2 separate regions of the Homo sapiens genome follow, and region 2 is linked to region 1. A link is a loop called in an ENCODE intact Hi-C map of the cell type or tissue named here. Cell type or tissue: psoas muscle. All regions are shown on one strand. Links, peaks and the distances in the headings refer to the core of each region. The heading gives the core; the rest is flanking DNA.

Region 1 (5,391 bases), core at 303-5,302:
TCAGTTTGTGGTACTTTGTTGGGGTAGCCCATAAGGACCCTTGCAAGCTGCTTCCCAAGTTCTCTGGACCTCGGCATCCTCATTTGGAAAATATGGAGAACAGATTTAATAGAAATAAATCTTCTCCAAAGATGCCCATAACAATGCTTCCTATCCCACATGATTTTCTTCAATTGATCATATTGTTATTCATTAAGTCCTCCCCTTAAATATGAGTAAGCTTGTGACTCAGTTGTAACCAAGAGAATGAAGTGGAAGTGGCACTGCATAACTTCTGAGGCTAGGACATAACAGCTCCCAGACTATCATCACTTGCTGTGGAGTCCTGAGCCCCCACATAAGAAGCCTGAATCTTCTGAGGCTGCCATGTTGGGAGGAAGCCCAAGTCACATGGAGAGGCCACAGGTAAGTAGTCCAGTCAATAGCCCCTACCTGTGGTCCCAGTAGATAGTCAGCATCAATCACCAGATATGTCTGTGAAGATGACTCCAGATTACTTTAGCTCCCACCCATGAAGTCTCCCCCACCCATAGAATCTTCCTAGCGCAGACTCCAGACATCCTCAAGCAAAGCCATTTCTACCGTTTGCTTCATAAATTCCTGGCCCACATAACTCATGAACTTGACAAAACAGTTGTTGTTGGTATGCCACCAAGTCTGGGAATAATTAGCTATGCAGAAATAATAACTGGACCATCAACTCTCCAAGATCTTACTGAATAGAGAATCAGAACTGGTCTAGAATATTCTGCATAGGGTATGAAGAGATTCTGGGGAGACCAGGTTTGCCTTTGAAGGCCCTGGGAGAGGCCCCATTTTCTCACTCTTCACCTCTCCAATTGCCAGAGTTTATAGCCAATACTAGAATAACTGCAAGCTTTTCTCACACCTTCAGTCAAGTCTCAGAGCACCTCCACAAAGCTGGTGCAACTCTACTTTTCACAAGCATTTTTTAGGATCTCTTAGTCCAAATTCTATTTAATCCACAAATTAGCGGCAACTTTCAGTATAGTTGGGCTTCGTCAGTGTTCCATCCTACTCCCTTATAAACACTACCCTTTCATTCACTTCGGATCAAATTCATTCGACAAAATTATTGCACACAAAGTATGTACATCAATTGTGCCAGGCTTTGGGGAACATGAGGAAGGTATACAGAGATTAATCAGCCCTTGATCTAGCTTTTAAAGGAATTTATATTTGAATCAGAGTTAAGGCATAACCAAAAAACTTTGATTCACAGTAGAAAGTGATGTGTGCCATAAAAGAAAGCAGGCAAAGTGCTGAGAGTGCTGTACAGAGAGAAGTACTCCCTGGCGTGGTGTGCCAGCTACTAAGTTATTGCCTCTTAGCTCCAACCCACCCATCCACACTCCACTTGCTAATGCTGAGACTGGGACTCTGCAAACTTCATTTCTGCTTTTCAACTGCTCCCTTGTAGGCTCTGCCAATAGTGGGCACTAGAGACTGACTGCAAGATTGGAAAAGGAAAAAGGGATTTGCTTCCCTGGTTTGCTTTCTGTTCCTGTGAGCATTGCCCTAGCAAGGCTTCTTTGCCTTGGTAGTGACAATTTGACAATGGTAGTTTATTCCTGTAGCAGCAGCTGAATCCAGTTTGCAGTCTCTCCAACATCACAGAACCAGCCTCATTGATACCTCTCAGAGATACCTGCACCAACTTGTGCCCATTCCTCAGAGCTCTGGAGCCCAGCTGACAGGATTCTCCCCTAAGTCTCTACATTTTAATAATTCCAACCTTTTCCCTTTGTTCCCTCAGCCCTAGGGGTGTTAGCTGCCTCCCACATTTGCTATGTTCTTGAAACCTTAGTATTCCCTTTTTACTCTTTCAGTTACCTAGTTAACAATTCTGTATATTAAATTCTCTGTTCAAAATAACTAGTGTGATGTTGGCAAGAATGTGGAGAAATTGGATCCTTTTGCACTGTTGGTGGGAATGTAAAATGGCAGCCACTGTGGAAAACAGTATGATGATTCCTCAAAAAACTAAAAATAGAGTTATCATATGATCTAGCAATTCCACTTCTGGGTGTATAGCCAAAAGAATTGAAAGAGGGGATCTCAAAGAGATATTGATAGCAGCCATATTGATAGCAGCACTATTCACAATAGCCAAGAGGTAGACGCTACCCAAGCATCCATTAATAGACAAATAGATAAACAAAACGTGGTATGTACCTACGGTGGGATATTAATTGGCCTTAAAAAGGGAGGAAATTCTGACAAATGCTACAACATGGATGAAGCTTCAGGACATTATGCTATGAAATAAGCTAGTCACAAAAAGACAAATACTGCATGTTTCCACTTATAGGAATCTAGAATAGTCAAACTCAGAGACAGAAAGTAGAATGGTGGTTTCTAGAGGCTGAGGCATGGGAAAATGGAAGGTTGTTGTTTAATAGGTATATATTTCAGCTTTGCAAGTGAAAAAGTTCTGCAGATTAGTTGTGCAACAATGTGAATAGACTCAATATTACTGAACCATATGCTTAAAATGATTAAAATGGTAAATTTTATGTGTATTTTACCACAATTAAAAGAAAATCTGGCATGAATTCTATCTTTTGAGTGGACCTTGAATAGTGTGGCAATTAAAGAAATTTTAGTATTAGTCTTGGTAAAGGTGGGTGGGGAGGAAGACAATAATGAAATAAACAACTTAGATCTTAGTGGCTTCACAAAATAAAAAGTTAGCTGTCTGATCCTGCCACAGTCAATGTGGCCAGAAGGACAGTTTGCTCCTAGGGTCATTCAGGGACTCAGCTTTGCATGAGCTCACCACCTTCAACACATGGCCTCTAAGGTTACCACAGAAGGAACACTGCCCAGAGGATTTATGGGCTAGGCTGGATATGCAGACATCATATTTGCCAGATTTTCCACTGGCCAGAACTTAGTCACATGACCCAAATTTAGCTGTACAGGAAGTTGGGAAGTTTTCCTGAGAGCTCAGGTGAAAAATAAAATGAGTTGGGTGAGCATACAGCATTGTTACTACAACTTTAATGAAGGAGAGTGGTATTTAGGCTGAGCCTTGAAAAATGAGTCATGTCCTATCTTCATCTCCGTATTTCTTGCCTTTACTGAAGAGCCTAACATAGTTTCCTGATCTAAGCATCTCTTGGATGATGGATGGATGAATCAAAACATGGTTTTCTATAACCACCAAACTACAAAGTGTCTAGAGAAAGAGAACCAGTATATTCTATGTCTAGCAGAACTATTGTCTGGTGTCTTATTTTAGGTCCTGAGAATATATGATAAAGCTGATTGCCACCACTCAGTACAGTTTTCTTTTCTTTTCTTTTTGAGATGGAGTCTCGCTCTGTCGCCCAGGCTGGAGCACGGTGGTGCAATCTCAGCTCACTGCAAGCTCCACCTCCTGGGTTCACGCCATTCTCCTGCCTCAGCCTCCTGAGTAGCTGGGACTACAGGCAACCACCACCACGCCCAGCTAATTTTTTGTATTTTTAGTAGAGACGGGGTTTCACCGTGTTAGCCAGGATGGTCTCAATCTCTTGACCTCGTGATCCACCCGCCTTGGCCTCCCAAAGTGCTGGGATTACAGGCGCGAGCCACTGCGCCCGGCCGATTTTTTTCTTTCAGCATTAGGAACTAGACACAAAGAAGTTGGTGAGTGGCTTGCTTCCACAGTTCAGTGAGAAAATGAATGGCTTTTATGGCTTAGCCTAAATAGCCTAATATCACTTCTATTACTTGTATTGATCAAAGCCAAGAATGATGACCCCAAAATGTGACAGATTCTGGTAGACAATGTTGAGATCACACATGAAGTCCTTTGCTTCTCATATTGATGTGAATCCTTGGTCCCTCCCAGTTTCTGGCACAAGTGCTAGATATGTGGAGAGCAGGTCATGCCTATCTTGAGACACGCCTAAGCTTGACTGACTCATTGAGCCTGTGGAAGATTGCCCATGTATGAAGGCATTTGTCCTTTTCCTTCTTTCTTTCTTTTTTATTGGCTTGTTTGAGGAGATATTAATAAAAATAAAACCAATAAAAGGAAAATGACTGTAATTAATGCTAATAAAGGGTAGAACCAGATTGCTGAGTGCATCTGTTCAATCTGGCTTTTTGAGTAGTTAGCAAGGGGTTTATTACTGGTAAGTGGGAGATAGTGAACCAGGGCTATTTCCTACTTCTAATGCACTTACACATGGATAATAATGGCATAATTTCTGTGCCTAGACTTTGGACAGCTGCCCAGTAGGTTTTCTATGATGATGTAATCAGGTTTACCCCTACTTGGAGTCTGTGTTTTAGTTATCTATTGCCGTGTAACAAACATGCTAAACTTAATGACTTAAACCAGAAACATTTTGTTATGCTAATAGATTCTCTGGGTGCTAAATTCAGAAGGGCATGATGGAATTGCTTGTCTTTTCTCCCTGATGTCTGAGGACTTAGCTAAGATGACTTAAATGGCTCAGGGCTAGAATAATCTGGAAGCTTCTTTACTCTCATGCTTGCTGCTTGGGCTGGAATCACACAAAAGCTGGACTCAACTGAGACTATCAAGTGGAGTACCTATACCTTGACCTGTCATTTTGCTTGGATTTTCTACAGCATGAAATCCAGGTTATGAGAAAGAGGCAGGCCTTCCAAAGACTGAGAAGAAAATGAGTGGCCTTTATGGCTTAGCCTCAGAGGTCACCTAATATGACTGCTATTACTCTACTGGTGTAAACAGTCATAAGCTCACTTGGATCACATTGAGCACAAGGAGAGGAGACGTAGACCCTCAAGATGAGTGGTGTAGCAAAGGATTTCCAGCTGATTTTTTTTTTAAACCACCACACTTAGATTTGCTCATGTTTATGGTAACCAAATTCTCTTGATCCTAACTTCAAAATGTATCCCAAATCCAACCACTTCTCACTACCTCCATTGTCATCACACTGGTCCCAAGATTTTTCCCTCTAATTATCGCAATAACTGTTAACAAGAATCCTTGCTTTCACCTCACCTCCCCCAAAACTATTTTCAACAAAGCTGCAAAAGTGATACTATTTAGTCATTGGTCATATCATGCCATTCTTTGGCTCAAACCCTCAATCACTCCCCATTGTTCTCAGAGGAGAAGAAGAAGTTCTTCTGGTGGTAAACAAGTCTCTGTACAATCCGGCTCCCTGTCACCTCTCTTCCCTCCTTTCCTACTGCTCTCCCCATTGCCCCCTCTCTAATAGCCAAACTGGCCTCTTTGCTGTTCGTAGAACACATTGAGCATCGCCCCACCTCAGGGCCTTTGCATTTGCTGTTCCCTCTGCCTAGAATGCTTTTCTCCCAGATATCTGCGTGGTTTAGTTTACTCCTTCACTTCCTTCAGGAATTGAATTATATGCCACCTCA
Region 2 (5,391 bases), core at 139-5,138, 120 kb before region 1:
CCAGAGAGAAATGCAATCCTGACAAAACCTTGATTTTAGTCCAGTGAGACCCATTTCTGCCTTCTGACCCGCTACACTATAAGATAATAAGTGTATGTTATTTCAAGCTACTAAATTTGTGGTAATTTGTTACAGCAGAAATAGGAACTAGTATACTATTGAAGGTCATTAGGTTATTTTCAGTTTGGGGCAATTATAAATAGAGCTTCTAAAAACAATTATGTATAGGTTTTTGTGTGAACATAAAATTTCATTTCTTTTTTTTTTTGAGATGGAGTCTTACTCTGTCGCCTAGGCTGGAGTGCAGTGGCATGATCTTGGCTCACTGCAAGCTCCACCTCCCGGGTTCACGCCATTCTCCTGCCTCAGCCTCCCGAGTAGCTGGGACTACAGGTGCCCACCACCATGCCTGGCTGATTTTTTTTGTATTTTTAATAGAGACGGGGTTTCACCGTGTTAGCTAGGATGGTCTCGATCTCCTGACCCCGTGATCTGCCCACCTCGGCCTCCCAAAGTGCTAGGATTACAGGTGTGAGCCACTGCACCCGGCCAAAATTTCATTTCTTTAGGGAAAACATGGAGGAGTGGGATTGCTAGCTCATATGGTAAACGTATGTTTAATTTTGTAAGAAATTGCTAAGAGTGTTTCCAGGGTGCTGCTATTATTTTACATTCCAGTAAGATATGAGAGTTCTGGTTGCTTTCCAATCCTCATCAAGTAGTATCAGGATTATTTATTTTAGTCAATTAAGTAGTTGTGTAGTAGTTTTAATTTGCATTTCCCTCATGGCTAATGATGTTGAACATCTTTTCATGTTCCTGTCTGCCAACTTTATATCCTCTTTAGAGAAGTATAAGTCCTTTGCCCATTTTAATAATTGGGTTGTTTGTTTTCCTATTGCTGAGTTTTTGAGTGTTCTTTACGTATTCTGAATACAAGTCTTTTGTCAGATATATGAATTTCTTTAGCACTTTTGTCAGTAATCAAATGGCAATTTTTATAAGGGTCTGGTTTCTGGACTTTCTCATAGATGTGTTCCATTGATCTATATTTCTGTCCCTTTGTCAATACCATACTGTGTTGATTACTATAGCTTTCTAGTAAGTTGAAATTGGGTAGTATGAGTCCTCCAACTTTATTCTTCTTTATCAATATATTTTTAGCTATTCTACTTCCTTTTCATTTTCTTTATCATATAAAATTTAAAATCTATTGGTACATATCTACAAAAACATCCTGCTTTTCATCAGTATTATTAAATCTAATGATAATTTTTAGGGAGAATTGACATCTTTACTATATTATCTCTCTCCATTTATTTAGATATTCTTTAAGTTCTTATATTAACATTTTTTAGTTTTCAGCATATAAATACTGTACATGTCTTGTTATAGTTCTATTTTTTTAAGTTATTATAAATGGTATTTTTTTACCTTTTAGTTTCTGGTTGTACATTACATTGTTAACATATAGAAATACACTTGTATTGTGTGTGTTGGCTTTATACACTGCAACCTTGCTAAACTCATTCATTAGTTCTAGGGGCTTTTTGTAGATTTTGTGAGATTTTCTTTTTTTTATTATTATACTTTAAGTTCTAGGGTATATGTGCACAACGTGCAGGTAGCATTAGGAGATTTTGTGAGGTTTTCTACATAGATAATGTTTTCTGTGAATAGAGTTTTACTTCTTTTTAAATAACCTGTGTACCTTTTATTTATTTTCCTTGCCTTATTGCACTGGCTAAGATTTTCAGTACAATGTTGAATAGAAGTGGTGAAAGTGAACATTCTTGCCTTGATCCCAATATTAGAAGAAAAGTATTACATCTTCCACCTTTAGGTGTAATGTTAGTTGTAGGATTTATAAGTGCCTTTTGTCAGGCCGAGGAAGCACCATTGTATTCTTAGTTTGCTGGCATTTTTGTCATGAATGGATGTTATATTTTTTCAAATGTTTTTCTGCATCTGTTGATATGATCAGGTAGCTTTTCTTATTTTATACATTTACTGTGGTAGATTACATTGATTGATTGATTGATTTTCAGATATTGAATCCACCCCTGGCTTCTTGAGATAAATCCCTTTTGGTCTTTGTGTAGTAATCTTATTATATGTTATTGGATCAATTTGCTAATATTTTGTTGAGGATTTTTGTGTCTATATTCACAGGGGATGTTGGTCTGCAGTTCACTCTCTCTTGGTGTCTTTGGTTTTGGTATCAAGGTAATTCTGGCCTTGTAAAGTGAATTGTAAAAGATTGCCTCCTTGTCTATTTTCTGAATGAGATTATGTTGAATTGCTGATATGTTTTTGTAAGATGTTTGCTAGAATTTACCAGTAAAACCATTTGGACACCGAGATTTATTTTTCCAAATGTTCAAAAATATCTTTAAATTATCATACAGTAAAACTGACTTATTTTCTTTTGGAGTACAGTTCTATGAACTTTAAAAATATGTATGAATTTGTTCTTTTTTAGGAATGTTTTAAAATATAAATTCAATTTCTTTAGTATTATAGTTATGGGGCTCTGCAGGTTATCTGTTGTGTTCTGGGTGAGTTTTGGTAGTTTGTGGGTTTTGAGGAATTAGTCCATTCTGCTATTGAGTCTATCCCATGGGGTTTTTATATTGGTTATTACTTATTTTAGTTATATGATTTCCATTTGGTTCTTCTTTGCCATGTACTTGTCACTAGGTTGCCTGGGGACTAGGGTGAGAGAGAATAGAAGGAAAGAAAATAACTGGGGGCTTTACCCTGTTCTCTCTGTGCTTTAGGATATCTCTTTTCTGCTCTTTGTCCCTAAATTAGAGAGATTCTCATGGATCTCTCTCTGTCTGCATCACAGGGCTCACTTTTGTGTTTCAGGCTTCAATGAGTTCAGGCCAGATGATACCAGAGGGGAAAAATGATAAACTCACCACCAGCCAATTTGGTATTATTTTGAATTCTGGTATTCTTTCTTAATATAGCTACAGATATTCACTTTTCAGAGACCTTGGATACCTGTGCCATGCAGTTTATCTAGGTTTTATTGTATCTAGTGGGAGAGAAGGGTTGGCATGTGTTTACACCATCTTACCTGGAACCAGAACTCTGGACATCTGTTTTTGTCACCCAGAATTTTCTTCCTCCTTGCAATGGCCCTTCAACTTTCCCTCGACAAAATCTCTTTTTACCTTTCATCCAGGGTACTTCCAGAAGAGTTGGTCCCACTTATGACTCAGAATGGAGGAAGTATTTCAGGCTGAAAACAATCCACTCAATGCATTTTCTTGAACAAATTGATTTAATAGTGAACATAAGACTCACTTAGAGCCAATGAGAGAGAACAAGATTCTGCTGAAAATTTAGAGCACTATCACTGGTTCTTCACATCTAGATTTAGACCTAGAAACCGTTAGTCCCAGAAGTTACTGGTAGCTATCTTGGGACTATGGAGAAGAGGATTCCCTGAAAGGCAACAACACAGGAAAGGAAGAGCAGAGAAGAGGAAGGAGAGAGAAACCAAATTCTGGTATCATTTAGGCTTTGGATCAAATGCAATCTGAAGCCAGTTAGGTCTCTCCCCAAACTATCCAGTGACTTGTGCCAATATATTCCATTTAACTTACTGCACTGTGAGTTGAGTTTTCTGACCCTTACAATGGAAACATTCCTCCTTTATCAGTTCTGTCATTCTGTATTTCCTCACATATTGAAAAATTATAATTAGTTATAATCTGTATCTTCTCTAAAATATTTTGCCTTTGCCTTTTCCTACGTATCTAGACAATTTTGTTTTTCATCTGTCCATTTAATGTGATGAGATATCGATAAAGCCAGACTTTTCTAGAAACCTCTCTATGATTGAAAATAGGTGTGAGGTATTACCAAATCCCAATAGCTAACAAAAAGACATTTTATCTGATGGCTTCTCCACTGTTCCTGATGAAATGTGAAGAGTTGTTATGAAATGGAAGGTGGGGAGATGTTGAAACAGAGATGAATATATAAAGTTGCAATAAAACCCTGTAAATTTTGATTAAACTATATCCATTTGAGGTAGCCCAGAGACATTTATAACTTTTCTCTCATGAAGAGGTAGGCCTCATGGCATCATAAAGTCTAAGATTCTGCAAAATCTGACTGATATCTCTTATCTATATGTTAGCCTGGAGCCCAAAGGACATTGAACCCTCTTGGGAAGAATGTGGTAACAAAGTGCTCAATATCATGTGATATAATAAAATGGCTCTTGTTTGAAGCCACAAGTTTTGGGGGTAGTTTATTACACAGCAGTAAGTAACTGAAACACAAACTCTATTATGTCTCCAAGAGTTGCTATGCTATGTCATTGCCAGAATCTCTTTACTTTGTGGATCTTTCCAGATTCTAGACTTCTAACTTCTTCCTTCAGCCTATTTTCCACAGTTAATTGACATATTTTATTTTTTAAAAAGTACAATTCACATATATCTTGAAAAAAATGATAGTTACTATAATCTACTTAAAATAGACAATTCAGCTCTTGGGAAAGTGGCCACTGTAGGCTTAGCAGTGGTTGGGATAGGAAAGGCTGCTCTTGGGTTTGCTTATGCAAAGTTTGAAAAGGTGGCTTATTATTTTCTCAGTCAGTATTTGACTGGATCAGGAAATGTCTAATCTTAGAAAGAAATCCTGATGTACTATATTTTAAGGTTGCCTGGTTCTGGAGTCTATAATAACAGAGTCCTGACCTATGGGCCTGATGAACTGCCTCATGAATACCCCACCAGGGATAAATGGCACATACATATATACAAGAAGAATGGGAACTAATTCTCTCAGAAAGAACTTTTTTTTATAAGCCTAAACTAGAGAAAACTGCCCATATAACTCAAGTAATCTCTCTTGGAAACTAGTAAACTAACATAATATTTTGAGAACGCCTAAAATTGCAATAGTTGACCCATAAGTCTTTAGGGGTTTAGGGACCGCTTTGGTCCCCAGGAGTGTCCACAAAGATCTCCTCACAATATGCAGTCTACCTAGACAATGCTTCACCACTGAGGCCCTAGATCTCTACTCCATGTTTCTCCTATTAAAGTATATCTTCTTTGTGTTCCATTCGCTCTCAGCTGGTCTACTAGAACACTTTCCGATGTGTGAACCTCTTCTAAGAATGAACTGTTGACTTTTGAATGTATGAGATTAGACCATACCAGTAGACACAATGCAACTAGTTAGCTCAATTATTGCAGAGTCTCATGATCAGCCTTGATTGAGTGTTTGATAAATCTTAATGATAAGCAGTAGTGTCATGCAAAGACCAACTGAATTCTCAGACTTTTTTGACATCCAGCAAGAAACAAGATATTTGGTAAAATTGTGTAGTTGGAGGAATGTCATGACTCTGATCTTGGCAAG

The links. Peaks named below come from ENCODE experiments on the same cell type or tissue, not always from the same donor. Only the 100,000 strongest peaks of a DNase experiment are listed, where the experiment ranks them.
Region 2: it touches region 1 in a loop (1.8-fold over the local background); 1 of 110 quality-filtered maps calls a loop at or near these places.

The regions. Positions count from the first base shown.
Region 1 is chr3:132,980,482-132,985,872 of GRCh38, forward strand. No RefSeq gene overlaps it. Among named protein-coding and RNA genes, the nearest start is that of TMEM108, 55 kb to the right of the region's middle. In psoas muscle, for the core only: no CTCF peak of the experiment used is centred there; a DNase peak (open chromatin) is centred at 2,810; H3K27ac peaks cover 3,417 bases.
Region 2 is chr3:132,861,781-132,867,171 of GRCh38, forward strand. The region is part of intron 10 of NPHP3-AS1 (NPHP3 antisense RNA 1); the gene reads left to right. Among named protein-coding and RNA genes, the nearest start is that of NPHP3-ACAD11, 140 kb to the left of the region's middle. RefSeq lists an enhancer at 3,745-3,914. In psoas muscle, for the core only: no CTCF peak of the experiment used is centred there; no DNase peak of the experiment used is centred there.